2 separate regions of the Homo sapiens genome follow, and region 1 is linked to region 2. Evidence: read pairs that join two places in POLR2A ChIA-PET (ENCODE). Cell type or tissue: B cell. All regions are shown on one strand. Region 1 overlaps KCNIP2 (potassium voltage-gated channel interacting protein 2). Region 2 holds the start of MIR146B (microRNA 146b).

Evidence for each region. ChIA-PET counts read pairs that join two places held together with the same protein. Peaks named below come from ENCODE experiments on the same cell type or tissue, not always from the same donor. Only the 100,000 strongest peaks of a DNase experiment are listed, where the experiment ranks them.
Region 1: POLR2A ChIA-PET joins it to region 2 with 5 read pairs; 1 of 35 experiments calls an interaction of 5 or more read pairs at or near these places.

The regions. Positions count from the first base shown.
Region 1 is chr10:101,828,940-101,832,939 of GRCh38, forward strand. KCNIP2 (potassium voltage-gated channel interacting protein 2) reads right to left here. Exons shown (of 10, transcript NM_173191.3): 2 at 2,133-2,228; 3 at 905-958; 4 at 136-260. Among named protein-coding and RNA genes, the nearest start is that of KCNIP2-AS1, 12 kb to the left of the region's middle. RefSeq lists silencers at 626-675, 796-895, 1,686-1,765 and an enhancer at 1,901-2,417. In B cell, no CTCF peak of the experiment used is centred here; DNase peaks (open chromatin) are centred at 952 and 1,942; H3K4me3 peaks cover 1,765 bases; H3K27ac peaks cover 3,039 bases.
Region 2 is chr10:102,433,421-102,437,420 of GRCh38, forward strand. It overlaps MIR146B (microRNA 146b), which reads left to right and starts at 3,092; the gene lies at 3,092-3,164. RefSeq lists enhancers at 1-155, 156-789. In B cell, no CTCF peak of the experiment used is centred here; DNase peaks (open chromatin) are centred at 321 and 2,360; H3K4me3 peaks cover 404 bases.

The DNA of each region.
Region 1 (4,000 bases), 600 kb before region 2:
AGAAGTTCAGTCTCAGGGCCTTGCCTCCCTTCCGCCCACACCTCAAGCATCCAAGCCATGCTTTCTGGGAAGCTGTGGACCGGCTTGGGTCCTCCTGTCCCACCCTCGCTGAGTTTGGCCTCGCCTTGCACTCACGTTCTTGAAGCCCCGGTACAGGACCTGCAACTCCTTGCGCGTGAATTTGGTTTGCTCCTGCAGCTGCTCCAGACCCTCAGGCCGGTGACACACGGTGGACAATTCAAATTCATCGTCCACGCTGTCTGCGGGAGCGGTGAGGACAGCCGCGCCTCAGGCCCAGCCTCCGCGACCCCTCTTCAAATCACTGCCCCATTCACCCCCTCCCCGCCCCCCGGTCCCATCCGATGCCGGAGACCAGGCTGCCAGTTCCCTGGGCCCCGAGCCAAGGACACTGAGGTAAGGAGAAAAGATGATGGCCATCTTCGAGGTCTATCAGCGGGCCAAGGCCTGGCCTGGCCCCAGAGCCAGGGATCCGACTCAGTGCTCGCCCCGCGGCCCTCGATCCCTCGTTGGAGGGGAAGGCCCCCAGCCGCATCTTCGTTTTAGAAAGGGAGGAGTGGGAAAAGCCAGTTCAAGAGGGGGCGTCTGAGGGTCAGAGCTCCGGGCCTTCGGGGACCAACTCAGATCCGCCCAGCCCCAGCCTTGCCCCGCCCAAACCCTCCCCTCGTCCCACCCAGCCCCTCCCCTCGCCCCGCCCAGCCCCATCTATCCCAGCCATGCCTGAGCCATGCCCCGCCCAGCTCAGCCAACCTCCATCCAGACCCCACCCCCGGCCCCATCTCAATCCTGCCCCGCCCCCAACGTCCAGCCCCCAGGCAAGTGCCCCCCACCCCAAGATGGCAAAGCCGCCCTGCCCCGCCCCGCCCCCACCAGGAGCGTAAGTCACCTGGGTCCAGCAGGCGGGGTCTGTGGGGGCGGAGGGAGGCTGGGGCGGCTAATGCTGAAGGGAGCGAACTGTCACCGAGAAAGCGGAAGACCCGGCCAACTGCAGACACACACCTGGCCCCTCACACTCAGAGCAAACCTCACAACCCAGCCCGTGCAAAGGCACACCCAACCAGCACAGACACACACGAAACGGACCCCATGCACACAAGCTTGCGGGACTCACGCCTGTCCTTTTCCGAATCCACCCCCGTGTGGGACCCATCTAAGTCCAACACAACAGCATGCTCAAATAACTACAAAGCGGGCCTTTATGGTTTGCAAAATGCAGTATGATCCTATGAGGTGGGCAAGGCCCAACTGAGGAAATGGAGACCTAGAGACAAAGCGAGGTCACTCAACTGGAGATCACTCAGCAGGGGACCAGGCTGGCACAGAAAACCCAAATACCCTGGCGTCTGGAGGAGGGCAGGCGCCATCCTCTACACCTGTCACCATCCTGTCGGGGCATAGGCAACACACATCAGGGGTCCAAAACACGGTGGGGAAGGGGGCGGCCGCACGGAGTTGAAGACACTAACCCAGCTAAGCCACATACAGACCCTCACGGCCGCCTGGTCTACACAGGCCGCCACAGCTACACAGGCTCAGGCCTCAGCCTGGTCACAATGGTCACACCCACACTCTCGGGTCCCACAGTTTTGCGGGAGCGGTGACACACACCCGCTCCCAACTGACCACGCCCACACACGCTGGCTTCAGCCGCACACGCACACAGTAGCCACGCCCCCTTATGCTCCAGCCTTGCCAGCACCCGCCCTCGCCACGCTGGTCACGCCCACACACACACACACACACACACACACACGCACGCAGGCCTGGGGCACGCCCCTCCCCCACACGCAGGCGTGCGGCACGCCTCCCCATACACACACACACGCGCGCGGGCCTGGGGCACGCCCTCCACACACATGCAGGGGTAGGGCACGCCCCCCCACACACACACGCCGGCCTGGGGCACGCTCGCGCGCACATGCACACACATACACACGCACAGGCCTGGGGCAGGCCCCACCCCCACACACGCAGGCCTGGGGCACGCCCCCCCACACATGCAGGCCTGGAGCATGCGCACACTCGCAGGCCTGGGGCACACGCGCACACACTCATGCACAGACACGCACGCACACATCGAGCCCCGCCCCCGGAAGCACATGAGAGGCACTTGCTTTCACTGACTGAGGGCAGGGCTTGGGGCCCGCAGCACGGCAGCAGCTTGAGGAATCGCTGCTTCAGCGCTTTTTTAGTGGGCCCTGGAGGGTGGCCTGGGAAGAGAGAAGACCCCAGGAAGGCACATTAACTCCCATTGTCCCTCTGTTCCCTGTCCCCTCCCCGCCAGTCACAAATCAACCCCATCTGGGGACCGGGCTGGGGGAGGAATTAAGGGGAGGAAAGGAATGGCAAGGGTGGTTGGAATCGGGTTAGGGGAGCCCAGTGAGTCCATAGAGGTGAGGCTCAGGCACTTGGTTTAATGGGACGTGGCCGGTGACAGCGAGGCGGCAAGGATGAGGTGGCAGTGGCCTCAGTGTCTTTGCTGACCTAGTACCCTTGGCTCAAGTGCCATGGCTGGACCTCTCAGGATGATGTCCAACCCAAGGATTGCCTGGGTAAGAACACCTCTCTCATACACACACCTACAGTGACAGGCGTGTATAGTGACATGTAGAACAATACATCACAGTGATGGGTGCCAGTGACAGCTTGATATCCAGTAACTCACACCTGATGGCGTAATATGCATGCTCACACACACACACACAATGACCTGCTAACTCCTTAACACAAACATATACAAATGTGACCTAAGTAAAACAGGATGCATACACATGGAGACCCATATAGGCCATCTCACACACAGCATGATCAAACCACACAAGAACACACAATGCCTCTGGGACATCATGACATGTGAGTCTACAAAGAACACTATGACATTGTGACCTTATAACATTATGAGACATATCAAGGTTGTCATGACACATATCCATATCATACTGTGACCTGGGTCCCCATGGCACCCAGATATCTAAGGCTGTACCTCAATACCTCACCCACAGAGGCTTCATTTTTCCTGGGTACACCCACTTTTCTTTCCTGTAACCCCTCCTCATTCCAAGGTGCCCAGAATCTTTCTGCCAAAGGGCAGGGTTCCTCATCAGCTAACTCATCTACCCTAAACTGTGGCCCCTTCACAGTCTCTTCCAGTATGGCTTGCTCTTTGAGGGTGAAATAATAGTAAACTTTGTGGCAATAAGAGATCTTGGAGGCGAGTATTCTGGTGTATTGTGGGGCTATCCATGGCCCACTGATCATGGCTCCCCTTCCCCTCTTCTCCCTTATTTCTGCACATGCTCTACAGCTCTAATTGCACCCCCAGAGGACCCTCAGTGTTACTGTGTGTGTGTGTGTGTGTGTGTGTGTGTGTGTGTGTGTGTGTGTCTGTGTCTCCCAGCTGCACTGCATCCAGATTCCTGGATCAGATCCCACTGGATCTGACACAGTGACTAAAGTTGGCCTCAGTCCATTCCTGGAGGGGTCCAACTTCCTTTAGTTAAAGGTTACTCCCCCTCCATATACCCCACCCTCCCAATCCAGGCTTCACCCTCCAGATCAGGCCCTGTTCTCAGGAGGTGACTGGGTGAGTAACCACCTCCTCTCCTTCAACACATCCTTACCTCCCTCCCACCCCAGGAGCCATGGAGAGGTGGGAGGGAGGCAGTGGGCCAGGCAGGGGGATCGATGGCATTCCTGGCCTCTGGCCCAGGGCTCCATTAGCCTGGACTCTAGTTTCCCAAAGCTGGATTGCGCCTGGGGCCTCCAATGGTGTAGTTGCCCGACTCGGGGGTGGCTCTCCTGCCCCCCACCCCAGCCCCCTACCTGCTTCTAAGCCTCTGTCTCCTCTAAAGGTGAGAACAGAATGGCTGCCTTCAGCCCAAGACTCCTGGGATTTCCAGATGCCCTCTCTTCCCCCTTTCCCATCTAAAAGGAATGGCAAGTTAGAGCTCAATCAACTTCACCTTTTCCAGATTGAATGAGA
Region 2 (4,000 bases):
ACAGGCGCGTGCCACCACGCCGAGCTAATTTTTTTTTTTTTTTTTTTTTTTGTAGAGACAGGGTTTTTGCCACGTGGCCCAGGCTGGTCTCTTAGGTACTGACTTCCCCACCCTGTCTGTACCTTTTGCATTCCCTTAACAGCAATGTCTCCCCTAGATTGGGGTGAGCTACAGGTCTGTGTCTCCGGAGGGTGGAGCCTGGGATTTTGGACGTGGTCTGGGAGAGGTGGAGTGGTAGCAGGTGCCAGGATGAGGATCCACCTGAGCCCTGTCATGGACAGCCTGTAGACCATGCCTACCCCCCGGGGCCTTCATCCCCCATGTTGGCAGGGCTGCTTGTCTAGGACAGGAGAGCTGAACTCCAGGGCCCAACAAGACTTCAACTTCCTCTTTTTGTTCCTGCTGCCACAGATTCCCGGTGCTGCCCTGTGGGGAAGCCCCACAGCCCTCCCCTCTTGGGAACCCTGAAATGGGTCACAAGGGGAAGAGTCCCCTTCAAGGATAAAATTTCCCATCCCCCATCAGCAGGGATGAGCCCTTTTTAGTGCTAGTTCCTTCGTGGGGTGCTGGGGACCCGGAAGCTGTCCCTGCCCTCAGGGAGCTCACAGTCCAAGAGAGAAGTCCCATCTTTCCTCTCTCCTAGGGACTAAGGCAGTGCCAAGATACTATGCTGCAGTGGCTCACACCTGTAATTCTAGCACTTTGCAAGGCTGAGGTGGGAGGATCGCTTGAGCCCAGGAATTTGAGACCAGCCTGGGCAACATGGCAAAACCTCGTCTCTACAAAAAATTTAAAAAATAAAAAATTATCTGGGCATGGTGACACACGCCAGTAGTCCCAGCTACTCCAGAGACTGAGGTGGGAGGATCATTTGAGCCCCAGAGGTCAAGGCTGCAGTAAGCCGTGATTGTGCTACTGCACTCCAGCCTGAGTGACAAAGCAAGACCCTGTCTCAAAAAAAAAAAAAAAAAAAAAAAAGAAGAAGAAAAGAAGGAGAAGGAAGAAGAAGAAACTATGGAGAAAACGGGATGACTGCTTATTGCTTTCTCTTCCACCTCTGGTCCTCACAACAGCCTCCTTCCTCTTCTGGCCTCAGAGACAGCAAGATGTTGGCTGCTTGGGGGAGGTAGCAGGGAAGGAAGGGGCACATTCGCGTCGCTTTGCCCATAAAAACACTGCCACTCCAGCCTGGTGATACTAGGGTTAATGAGGGGTGGGGTGACAGCGACTTTGAACTCTGGCCGGGCAGGCCCCTAGGAAGGGGGTGATGGGCAGCCCACAGCCCCAGGCCTTTGCCTGTCCTCCAGAGACCAGCCATCCCTTTCCTCCCCCGTCCCCTTTCCTGCTTCCCCCTGTCCATTGCACAATACTGATGACTCTTCTCTCCCTACCACCCTCCATTCCCGGAACTTTCAAGTTTCCTCAGTAGAGCTGCCCTGAGTTCTGGCCCAAGACCCCTGCAAGCCATTTCTGACTGTGTGCCTTCCCCTCTCCCCTATCCCCTGTTTGCTGGATGGCAGCTGCATGTGACTTGGTATCAGAAAGAACTTCCTGAGCTTTCAAGGGAGGAGGATGGAAAAGACTTCTTAGGGGGAGTCCCTCCTTTCCCAACTCAAACTCTGGGGAGTCCCAGCTCTGTGCAGCAGGAGTCAAGTTCTGGGGGGTCGAGGACAGAAGGTGGGCTGAGGAGAGGGAACCCCACAGACACAAGGACACACACATACTGTAAGGTAGGGGCTCCCGGGATCCCTGCCCTGAGGGATTCTGAAGCTGGCTGGAACTTCAGCCCCTGATTTTCTTTCCCCTCAGGTCTCAGTCTCTCTCTCCCCAAAATGGGAACAGACTCCCCACTGCCCTTTGGTACTGCTTGAAGCGGCACAGAGCTAAAGGAGGCAGAGGGATGCCTTTTCACCGCCATTCCTTCCAGTGAATTTTGCAGCTGGTGTTTGGGTGCCTGGATCGCCTTAGCTGGTGGGAAAAGCTAGAAACCTACGCTGAGGCTTCCCCTAGCACCTCCATTCCCCATCATCCTGCTTCAAAATGAGAAACTGGACTTGAATTTGGCATAAAGGGCAGATTTTTCAGGCAGAGTAGAGAGAGAGCCCAGCGGGCTGGTCTCAAGGGGTGGGAAGAACTCAGTTAGAGACCAAGGTGAGGAAGGGGAGGCTTCAAAGAATGGCGGGGGCGGGGTCCCGCTCTGGCTTGAGGTTAGAAAGGGCTCTCTGGGCAGGGTTCCTGGCCCTCCCACACCTTCCTCCTTTCTCAGAAGAGCCAGCATGGGGCGGGGGCGGGAGGCGGCTGGGGCGGGGGTGGGGGCCTTATTTAAGGAGCACCGGCTGAGAACATCGTTGCAGATCCAGCCCCAGGAGCCATAGAGAGGAGGTTTCGTGGGTAAGTGGCTGTCCCTCTCTCTGGATTCAAGCAGGGGTCGGGATGGGGTGCCCCTGAGGCGCAGGCTTGGCTTTCCCTCTCTGGGATAGGCTGCAGCTTTGCCATGTGAGTGAGGGGAGCACCCAGCCCTCGGCTGAACTCTCCAGAAAATGAAAGTGTGCTTCAGGGAACTCTTTCTCCTCCACTCCACTATCCCAGGTACTTCAAATCTTTATTCAGGGTTTTGGGGAGATTTCTGGGGAGCTAGGACTCCTGGGCTGGGCTCCTATCTTGGGGATCCATATCTTGGGGACTCCCTTTAGCTCAGAAAGCCCCTTGGTTTGCATAGAGATGCCCTTCTCAGTGTGCGTGTTCTGGCTCTTTCCCCAGCCCCTCACCCCTCCAGCCCCACATCAGGCCCCACCAGGAACACATCTGGGCAGGAAGCGACAGATGGATCCCTGCCATGGCCCTGAGCCCCCTCCCCTCTTAACCTACTCCAATTCCTGTTGGAATTTATGGAACTCCTGTCCATTTCCTTAGCTGTGGGCCCCCATTTTCAGCTCCAAGCTCAGACCCTCCCTGGAATAGGAGTTCTCTTGGTATCACAAGTTCCTTATGTGACCCATCCTGGGCCTCAACTTACTCATCCTGGGAACGGGAGACGATTCACAGAAGAAAGCATGCAAGAGCAGCGTCCAGGCTGAAAGAACTTTGGCCACCTGGCACTGAGAACTGAATTCCATAGGCTGTGAGCTCTAGCAATGCCCTGTGGACTCAGTTCTGGTGCCCGGCAGTGCTACAACATCAATGCCAAGGCCGTGGGGCAGCTGATGGTTTGGGCTCCCAACTTCCCAGCCAGGTGCTTCTGCAGGCCCACATCTTGCCCACTGGCCAAACCTTTAAATAACTTTGACTCGGGCTACTCTTATGCTCAAAGACGTCAGGGGCTCTCCCAAATCTCTTTACCCTGCCAGAAAGTCTTCTATAGTACGGCCTCCACTTAGCTTTCACGCCTGATCTTCCATCGCATCCTGCTCATAACCTGCCACTAGTGAACCCCTGCTGCTCCGGCTCCACACTTCTCATGCTGGTCCTTCCTCAGTGCTCCTGGGGACACCTCTTGCCTGTCACTGTCTGTTGGAATCCTGGACATTCTTCAAAGCCTCTCTCAGATGCCTCTTCTTTTTTCCTTTTTATTTATTTTTTTTGGGATGGAGTCTCATTCTGTGGCCCAGGCTGGAGTGCAGTGGCGCAATATCAGCTCACTGCAACCTCCACCTCCCAGGTTTAAGTGATTCTCCTGCCTCAGCCTCCCCGAGTAGCTGGGACTACAGGCGTGTGCCAACACACCTGGCTAATTTTTTTTTTTTTTTTTTTTTTTTTGGAGACGGAGTCTTGTTCTGTTGCCCAGGCTGGAGTGTGGTGGTGCAATCTCGGCTCACTGCAACCTCTGCTTCCCGGGTTCAAGTGATTCTCCTGTCTCAGCCTCCCAAGTAGCTGGGATTATAGGCACACACCACCACGCCTGGCTGATTTTTTATTTTTAGTAGAGATGGGGTTTCACCAGGTTGGCCAGGCTGCTCTTGAACTCTCGACCTCAGGTGATCCGCCTGCCTTGGCCTACCAA